Regions from separate parts of the Homo sapiens genome. Here region 2 is linked to region 1. A link is a contact called in ENCODE Hi-C or POLR2A ChIA-PET data. All regions are on one chromosome and are shown on one strand. The core of a region is the stretch at or near the end of the contact, and the rest is flanking DNA. Distances in the headings are between cores, read along the strand shown.

Evidence for each region. Hi-C counts contacts between places; a loop is a spot of excess contacts on that map. ChIA-PET counts read pairs that join two places held with the same protein, here RNA polymerase II (POLR2A). Pooled maps may share reads with other maps.
Region 2: a loop to region 1 is called in a pooled map, with 4 times the contacts of the local background. The contact joins the enhancer-like site here to the promoter of ARFGEF3 in region 1. A Hi-C loop is called at or near these places in 1 of 50 pooled maps. POLR2A ChIA-PET finds 5 or more read pairs at or near these places in 2 of 52 experiments (H1 and common myeloid progenitor, CD34-positive).

What each region holds. Positions count from the first base shown.
Region 1 is chr6:138,160,504-138,165,646 of GRCh38, reverse strand. ARFGEF3 (ARFGEF family member 3) reads right to left here and starts at 3,708. Exons shown (of 34, transcript NM_020340.5): 1 at 3,476-3,708. The coding sequence starts at 3,560. RefSeq lists a silencer at 3,606-3,835 and an enhancer at 2,929-3,899.
Region 2 is chr6:138,247,345-138,252,374 of GRCh38, reverse strand. The region is part of intron 8 of ARFGEF3 (ARFGEF family member 3); the gene reads right to left. Among named protein-coding and RNA genes, the nearest start is that of PBOV1, 31 kb to the right of the region's middle. RefSeq lists an enhancer at 986-1,155. Within about 2 kb of position 1,319, at least 10 of the 41 ENCODE cell types and tissues checked have a DNase peak (open chromatin) inside an H3K27ac peak, as active enhancers do.

The DNA of each region.
Region 1 (5,143 bases), core at 2,459-4,958:
CAGAGGAAAATGACCCCTCTCTCCCATGAGGGTCTCAGTGGGGAATGACTCCTCCCTCCCATAAGGGTCTCAGTCTCAGTGAGGGATGACCCCTCTCTCTCATGAGGGTCTCAGAGGGAGATGCCCCTCTCCCCCATGTGGGTCTCAGAGGGGGATGACCCCCTCTCTCCCATGAGGGTCTCAGTGGGGAATGACCCTCTCTCCCATGAGCGTCTAAGTGAGGATGACCCCTCTCTCCCATGATGGTCTAAGTAGGGGATGACCCCTTGCTCCTATGAGGGTCTCAGAGGGGGATGATCCCTGTCTCTCACAAGGGTCTCAGTGTCGGATGCCCCTCTCTCTTATGAGGGTCTAAATCAAGGATGATCTCTCTCCCATGAGGGTCTCAGAGGGGGATATCCCCTCTCTCCCATGAGGGTCTAAGTGGGGGATGACCCCTGTCTCGCACAATGGTCTCAGAGGGGGATGCCCTCTCTCTCTCATGAGGGTCTCAGACGGGGATGCCCCCTCTCTCTCATGAGGGTCTCAGAGGGGGATGACCTCTCTCTCCTAGGAGGGTCTCAGTGGGGGATGCTTCCTCTCTCCCATGAGGGTCTAAGTGAGGATGACCCCTCTCTCCCATGATGGTCTAAGTAGGGGATGGCCCCTTGCTCCTATGAGGGTCTAAGTGGGGGATGACCCCTCTCTCATGAGGGTCTACGTGAGAGGTAACCCCCCTTTCCCATGATGACCTAAGTAGCGGTTGACCTCCCCATCACATGATGGTCTAAGTGGGGGATGAGACGTGTTTTCCTGAGATGGTCTAAGTTTATTGTTGCCTCTTTTCATGAGATGGTCTAAATGTGTTGATTCATGAGCCCAAAACTGTGGAGACCCACGCAGAGCATGTCAGTCAACCCACAAAGAGCAGGACAAGATCCCTGAAACAGTGTCTAATTCCTAAATCACAGCTATTCTTGTAAGGGGTATTTTAGTTAAAGGAGTAAATAAATCCCGTTTTGTATAGCTCAGCTTAAACTAGCTTTTTTGTCTCTTGCACCCAACATATTTGTCAATTACACTGCCCGTAAGAGCCTACCTGTGCACACAATCAACTATTATCCAAAATAGTAGGTACTCTAAGAGAGTCATCAAGGCAAGGATCTGAACCCAGACAAACAACTTATCCTATTGAGGAGCTCAGGGAATGTTTCCTAAACAAGATGGACCTTGCCAAGTCTGAAAAGGGAATTCCCTACAGAAGGACTAGCAAGAGCAAAGGCAAAGAGAGAAGTGTGCCACACAGCATGTTCAACAAAGTGCTGCAGCTGACTGCCACTAGATTGTTGAATCTTGGTTGGGGAGTGACAAGAACAGAGGCTGGGGCTAGATTCTGAAGAGCATTCTGAGGAATTTACACATTAATCTAGAAATAAATTGGGGGGTTGAAGAGTGACAGGTGTTTTGTAATCTAAACAGTGACGGGCAGTGGAAATGGACTGGAGTGGGAAAGGCAACAGGAAAACCTATCCCTATAGGCCTTTGTTCATGTCTCCAGCATGCCCTTCTAACAAATTCCTTACAGGGAACATTTTATTCATCCATATATCCCATTGCTCATTACCAGGGAGGTCTTAATAAATGTTTCCTAAATAAAGAAGCGACGGAAAGAAGGAACCCATAGCTTCCCCATTCTTCAAGTGAAATCTACTTCAAAAGCCCCACCAGCTCACACCAATTCTCCCCCAATCCATGGACAACACATTTATCCTCCCTTCTTTGACTTGTTTTCCTGGTTTGCCCAATCCAACTGCACAATGAATGCCCTGCACTATTATTTAACTATTTCATGCACTTCTGTCTTGTCTTGCTAATGACAGAACAATCACTGGGAAAGGAAGTACATCCACTCAGGCTGGTTTCTTTCAGATTTGACTCGAAAAATTTACCTGCCTCAATGCTCAGCCTCCCCAGTGGCTTTAAAGGACCTAAACTCAGCAACGTTGTGGTTTCACTTAATAAGATGTTGATGTCAGTATTTAAACTTATTAAAATACTAGATTAATCTCCTCCTCCCTGTTTATCTAAATCTGCTTAATTTGCAGCAAAATAATAACGAATACTAGGAATGGCATGTTTAAAGCACAATTGGGCCCTGCTTTATCATGTTACCCAGCCATCTGTGACCCTTCATTAGAGGCATTTTGGAATCTAGCTTCGAATCACGCTGCTGAATGACAATGGCAACGGCAAAAATAGTACTGTGGCTTTAAGAGCCTTGCTGTTCTCTCAGATTTCTGGTCCATTTTTCTTTAACAGTAAGCTAGAATGGTCAAGTGCTGGTTCTACCTACAAGACAAACTTCCTAGACAATATTCTAGACAATTTTGTGATGATAGGCACAGGTTTAAAAAAAGATGCTGCTATAATTACCTGTACACACACCCAAACATATGTGAATTAAGACCATCTACATATTAAGAGTCACCTAAACCACTCTCAAAATTTTACATTTAGTGGAAAACCTGCTAAAGGCTCTTCTCTATCTCAGGCTGCATCAAAGCACACACAGTGTCATGACAGACAGTGATGGTTCTTGGTTGCAAGGGAAAGGGAGTCAATTTCATTTTTCAATTGAGTGGCAACTGAGGCATCACATCAGGCTCCAGCAAGGCAGAGAGAGGAGCCCATAGAGCTAGCTGCGCTGGCTTCTTCTTGGCCTTTCCTTTCTAAAAAGCATCACCATCACCCAAAGTATGCTTCTGATCTATTTGCATTACCATCCTGACCATTTTGATTGCCCAAACCCCGCCTAACTGAAATGTCTTTCCGTTTTTTTCCGCTGCTGAGTTCTGCAACCTGAGTCTGATGAGAAACACAAATTTGCTCCCTGGAACTTACTTCAACGCTAGCACAGCTCACAGCCCTAAAATCCCACCTGTCTGAAGGGCAGACCACAACAGAATTGCAGAGGTAACATGATCCCCGCCCGTATGTTATTTTTCATGTGCAATAACCAGGAAAGCTAACACTAAGCAAGCTGACCTCTATCAGGAAAATCAAATTAAACAAGCCTTTCCTTCCTGGTTCCACTCGCCAAGGATTCGACATCGGGGTTGTTGGTTTAACTTCCCTTTTCCCCAGAGGCGCTTCGCTGTCAGGCCCCAGGATTCGCACCGGCTCCGGGTCCTGCCTAACTCGGCGATGGGGAAGCATCGTCCCCAGCGCCGGGACCAGGAGAAGGGGGCCGCCAGGCAGGGAGGACAGCGGTTCCCGAGGAAGGTTTCGGAGAGTGAAAGAGACCGGAGGGGAGGCGGCTGATGTCCACGCCCGAGCCAAGACTCTCAAATCCCACATCAATTTCCCGAGGCGACTCTCGCAATCGCCAGAACGGCACCCATGACCGACGCTCCGCGAAAGCCCCACGCGCGGAGGCGCGGGTTCAGCCCCGGCCGCGCGGCCCTCCCGCCGCGGCGAGCAGGTGCCGGACGCTTACCCAGGGCCCAGGTGCAGCTCTCCTTGATGGCTTTGTACTTGCTCCCGGACGCCTCCTTCTGCAGCTTCCTCAGGATTTCTTCCATCTTGACCTTCCAGGCGCCGGGCCGCCGCCCACAGGGAGAGAAGCGCGGGCGAGCCGGGCCGGGGAAGCCGCCGCTGCCTGGCCCTGGGCGCCTAGGCGGCCGCCGCGCGCGCCCCCATGCCGCCCCGGCGCGGATGCTGATGAATCACGCCCGCTCCATGCCGCGGGCCACGTCAGCCCCGCGCCCCGCCCGCCGCCCCGCCCCGCCCGCCTGGGTCAGGTGCGCTCCGCTCGGCGGCGGCTGCGGGCTGGGGCCGGAGAGTGAGGCTGGAGGCCGCTGACCTGACCGCCGAGGCAGGCCCCGCGGGCGCCGCGCTTAGCGGAAAGGTGGGGACGGATGTCCGGAGCTGGCTCGCCAGCCGCCGGGAGGGAGCGCCTGGTCCGCGGCGGGCGGCGGGAGGCAGGCGGGGAGGGGCCTCGCCGCGGTCTTCGCACCCCCTGAGCCGACGGTGGCCGCGGGCGGAGTCGGAGCGGCCCAGCCCGGACACCGGGACCCCCAGCGTGGTGCAGGCGCCGCGCCCGCTGCATCCCGTCGTCTGCTAACCGGAAAATTCTTGCGTTCAGTCACTAACAGCTTTTTTGGGCCACTCCCTGTGCCAGGCTCGGGCGATGCAGCGTTGCACACACTGTGCCCCTGCCTGCAGGGAAACTCCAGTCAAGCTTTCAACACGCGGCGGGCGGTGGGCTGCGGTGGGGCTGGGGTAGAGCTTGATATGCCCAAGGAAACCAGGCCCAGAGAGGCTGGGTTACTTCCCAGACCAACAAGAGTTAGACTCCAAACACGTCCTGAATCCAAAGCCCCTTCTAAAAACCCCTATCTCCTCCCCTTCCCATCCTCTCTTGCGCTGAATTGCTGCCCTGTGAAAAATGTGGTGCACAAGGGCCGCCGCAGCAGAGGGCTTCTCATTGGGGTGAAAAGGGGGAGCCCCAGGAGACTCACGCGGGCGGTGGGGAAGGCAGTGTGACAGGGCACCCCGTGTTTCCTTTTTCTTTGAAAATGTTCCTGTGGTGGAAGTGAGGATGATGGACTGCAGAGGGGCAGACTGGCAGCTGGGAGAACAAAGGTTCTGCAGGAATCTAGAAACCAATTAGGCCAAGGGTGGGTAGAAGGGGAATAAAGGAAAGTATGTCAAGAGATATTGAAGGGTAGAAACAATAGGATTTAATGACACAATAGGGGAGAGACGGTGTATATGGGATGGCTTCCAGGTTACTTGTTTAGGAAATTGGGAGGATGGTGGCCCCATTCTTTAAAGAAGAGAAGATAAAAAGGGTTTGGATTAGGGGGGATATATGAGTTCAGTTTTGAACATGTTCAGATTGAAATGATAATGAGATACTTGTAGATTTTTTTTATGGACAGGAACTCAGGATAGAGCTCTGGGAGGGATGCCAGTATTTGAAGGGTGGTAAATATAGGAGTTGTTGATGCCTCGAGTTTGACAAAGGTTGCACAAGAGAGGGAGTGACGGCCCCCCTAATTCTCAAATCATGGGTACAGGAGCAAGGGCCCAGGGAGGAGGCTGAGAGGAGCAGTCCGAAATCCGAGGTGTAGGGGGTCAGCCAGGGGAGGGACTGCCATTG
Region 2 (5,030 bases), core at 70-2,569, 89 kb before region 1:
ATGCTCTAAAGCCCTTTGTCAAAATTCTTCCATGGTCTGTCCACTAAAAATACTGTTTTTATTTTCTTTTAAGGTTTATAGAACTAAACAAAAACAAAGAGACAGTTTGTAGCCCTTTATAGAAAAAGGTTCCTGACCCATATTCTAAAATCTCCCTTGTCCAAAGAAAGCTGTATAGTGATTAAATAATGTTATTATTCTGTAGAAGGGAATGCCACTTATATTTGGATATACTCTGTCTACCACGCCCTTTGAGGGTGGAAGAAGAAATGGGGAAAGGCTGAGTCTCCACAAAAGTTATTACTATTTGCCAAGAGGAAGGTGATGGATGGAGGAAGAGTAAGAAATGATGAGCCATTCTTGAGCCAGGTAAGGACTTCACATTTCTAGGCTTCTAGTCCTACAAGCTTCCCTATGCTTTTGACCAAGACGTAGCTCCTGACATGAAACAGCATGTTTCTTCACTCTTACGGGACTGGACAGACATATAAGCAAGTAGATAAAGCACTGGTAGGAAGGGCTGTGAATGAATACCTTAACGCAAGGTTCTATGAGACCATATGGCAGGAGCAACTTCTTAGAAAGAATGTCCACAGGACATGCTGTCTTAGTAGATCCTAAAGTTCAAGTAGGAGACTGTGGCATGGTGAAGCAGAGGAAAAGGTGTGACAAAATATCAGGGTGGAGGAGGAAGGGATTTGGGCTGAGAGGTTTGTGGCTAAAGCACAGGGTGTGAGGGTGGTATCAGCCCAAGAGGTGGACAGAGGCCCGATCAGGAAGGGTCCTGTAGGCCACACTAAGATGTCTGGAACTTTATCTGGAGGTAAAAGAGTGATATGACCAGATCTGTATTTCAGAATGTTCAATTTGTTTGCTTTACGAGGAAGAGAGTGGACAGGACAAATCAGAGGGCCATGGTGTCAATTGTAAGCCATATTTAAAAAATCACTTCTGGAAGGATTGCCTTCACTGTAGTCTCAGTTAATCATTCTGACCAATCACTTGACCTGTTATTAAGAAGAAAAATTATGAAATGCTCCAATTCAAAAATTTCTCTTTTTCTTTCAAACTGTCAGTCTAGCATCACAAAACGAAAACAACTATAGACAGGAAAGACTCTCAATTTCTGAAATCATTGGAAATAAGTCCATAGAAAAGCTATGAGTCATCAAGCTATTGGCAAAGTGTGCCATGGTGAATACTTCAACCCCCAGGTTATCAGACTCGCTGACAGGGAACACATTGCCAAGGTAACTGGCCTGAGAGTCTCCTTGGAGACTGAACGCAGCAGCTTTTCCGTGGGTTGCGGCAGTCTGGAAAACAGATGATCGTGCCCATGCATGAGTCACACCATTAAAGGAGCTGTTTAAAACGTAAGCACCTTCCACTAGATACACACACGCACGTACGCAGCATGTATGCGTGTAAAAGCTGTCCTTGTACAAACAAGTAAGTAGAATGCACAAGGCAAAAAGTAACCTAGAAACCAGCCAACTCTTTCAAAACACATGAGGGAAAAATCTGTCTACTTAGGAGGGCTGTAAGTCACTTTTCTTGGTCTTTTCTGTGAGCATTTCATGGTTGGCAGGCTTAGTATCTGCTGGTCTCATTCTCTGCTCATCACTGAACTTCTTCCCAGGTGCACGATCTGTGGAGAACAACGCTCAGGCGTGGACCCGCAGGCCGTGAAGGCAAAGCAGCCACCCCTCCTGGCAAGGCTACTGGGAGGGCAGCCTAGCACGTTTTGTATCTCTGGAGCTCTTAGAGTTTTGTTTTGAACCATTTTGACTTTGCTTTCCTTAGAAATAGATTTGAATTTAGTTAAAGAAAGGAGAGAAGAAATTAAGTGTGTAAGGAGTGAAATGGAATTAAGACAGACAGTGGGAATGCTTTGGCAGGCCCCATCTATTCCAAGCCTGCGTTGGTATAGGTTTCGCTCTAACATTCTCTGTTCTAGGAGGAGAGAGAAGCAGGGAAAGAGTGGTGGGAAACAGGCAGAGAATAAGTAAGTATCTTTCTAAGTCCAATTATCCTTCCAGAAATTCTTGGATTTAAAAAGCATCATGTAACTCAACTTGCCTAACATAGGATTCTATTAATACCACATCTCCAAGGCATGCGAGGGAGTGTTCTGCGTACCTGAATACATTTTCTGAATCCTCCCAAGAGTCCAAGCATATCATGAACACACACCCCTACAGAGCTAAAGCCCTAAGAGGCACTGATTTTGGAAATGGCTGTTGAGGTTAGTAAATACTGATTCTGGTGTGATTTCAGAGGAATCGCCTATTCAGAGAGTAGAAGAGGCATCCAGTTTAGCTAATAGAAATAAAGGAATTAAGTTAGTAAAATCAGAAGCAATGGTACACAAGTAAAAACTTAGCAAGGAGAATGAACAGAAGCACCAGACTGAGAGCAGCTGGTGCACGGGACTATCTTACCAGGTGGACATAAAGGTCTTCCCTTACAGCTATGCTAAGCATCCTGTGCCCCCAGCATCTTTAGCAAAAGGCCCCCATTTTAGGGTAATGGAGTCGTGATGGCAAATACCAAAATCATACAAAGCAATCAATTTCTAGAGGCAGAACTATGACCAGGGGAATTGTACTGGAAAATCAAACAAGACTGAGAATCCTATAAAATCATTAAGCTCTAAAATAACATGCCTAAAGCCATCTTTGATCCAATGTACAATGAGAAATCCTAGAAACATATGCACATGAATTCTTTTCTCCATTTAAAACCTATTCTCAAACTCCTGACCTCAAGTGATCCACCCACCTGGGCCTCCCAAAGTGCTGGGATTACAGAAGTTAGCCACCAAGAGACCAGCCTAGCCAACATGGTGAAACCTCGCCTCTACCAAAAATATAAAAAATTAGCTGGGTGTGGTGGCGCATGCCTGTAGTCCCAGCTACTCAGGAGGCTGAAGCAGGAGAATTGTTTGAACCCAGGAGGTGGAAGTTGCAGTGAGCCCAGATCACGCCTCTGCACTCCAGCCTGGGCGACAGAGTGAGACTGTCTCAAAAAATAAAAATAATAATAACAAAACAAAAACAAAATACCTATTCTTAAGTCATGTGGTTAAGAAATGCTTTGTTTTTCAGTGACTGATTGAAATCTACAACCTTTAGTTTCTAATATGTATGTGTGTGCATTTGCAGTGTTTGTTTGTACAATGCATTTTCCTAACAATCTACAGTCAAATTTCTGATGTACACAGCCCAGTGTTCTTAACTGTGTGATGACTAGAATTAGCAGCAACTATTCTAAAAGCAAACAAACCAGTTTAAAGCAAATGTATGTCAAATATTTACTACATGAGAGGGATTCCTGGAGCTGATGGGGGTTCCTGGGTGGCTGGAACCATCCAGGTTTAAAGAACCATGAACTTGAACCCCAGAATGCCAGGCATTCACTGGACCTACTCTAAGACTCTTTTCTGACTAAGGAACAATGGTATGTTTTAAGCCTATCCGTGTTGGGCCTACAGACTCATTCTGCCTTATCTTGCTGGCTAGGGGACTTATTTATTTTATTTATTTATTTATTTCGGAGTTTTGCTCTTGTTGCCTAGGCTGGAGTGCAATGGCGCAGTCTCAGCTCATGCAACCTCTGCCTCCCTGGTTCAAGCGATTCTCCTGCCTCAGCCCCCCTAGTAGCTGGGATTACAGGCACCTGCAACCACGCCTGGTTAATTTTTTGTATTTTTAGTAGAGATGGGGTTTCACCATGTTGGCCAGGCTGGTCTCGAACTCCTGACCTCTAGCTAGGTTTTAATTACTAACTGGCATAACTACCATGAGCCTCTCCCACGTTTCTAGCACTTAAAAACTCCAGATTTTTCCCTTAGAAAACTACTCAGAAAAAAAGTTTAGCTAATTAGTTTTCCCTTGCTTGTGAAGTAACAAATGCAGTCTTTATATTTTTTGTAGTTCTGGTGGTCTTCGTTCTATTCCCTGCCAATGCTAGGACCTGGGGGTGGAGCAGGGGTAAGGGAGAAGCACCCCCGACAGCTGGAAGTACCTGGCTGCCACCGGCGAGGCTGTGGTGTCCCCTGGTGAACACAAACAAGTTCACAGGGTTAAGATCAGATGAGGACTCACCATGACTGCGCTGGAACAGGATGAAAGCCAATCAGCGGCCATGCCTGAACAGAGGTCTTCTTTTTTAAAAGGGCTCTATATGACCACAAAAATGAACAAATGTCCCTCTCCCCTATGACTGACTCCCACTTCTTCTTCTATGACAACTCTAGCTCCCATCTGTTCATCCTGTCTGCTAGAAAAACTTAAGATGCCCAGTGCTAGAATTGCGCCTACTTTCTGACAGCACCCAATCTTTGAACAGAACGCTCAATTTTTAACCCATTCTAAGTCACCTAACTCATGTTAAAATCCTATAACAACCCTTCCTAACACCCTTTTACTGTCCTGTGGTTTCCCGTGGTGGACAGGCTCCCTCATATAAGAAGTTACTAAAATGAATCCTGTTAACTTCAGGTGTTCCTGGAGCTCTTTGGCTGATGGGCATTCCCAGTCTTTTAAGTGAATTTTCTCACTCAATCTTACAAAAACATGAATGCGTTTTATATGACTGATATTATATTCTATACAATATTATAGTAATTATCATAAGAAATAGTCTATTAATTATTTTATAGGATACACAGACTTAGGGTGGTTCAGATCTTTGTCCAAAGTCACATGCCAGTAAGGGGCAAAGCGTGGGTTTTAACCCAGGTAATCCAACAAAGATAATGTAGTTGAGCCAATAGTGATTAAACACCACTCTTGATTGGGTCTCAGGAGAAAATATGCCAATAGAAACATATTCCAACTCTGCTATACCAGCTGTCTGTGTTATGATGGAGGGGAACTGGACGGGGATGAGGACTTAGCACTAGAACAGATCAGACCTCTGGTCATTGATGGGTAGAGTGAACACATGACCTATCCAAACCAGAACACCTTTGAGAGTGAAGGAGGGTAATTATAATTATTACACAACAGGTAAAATCTGGGACTGTC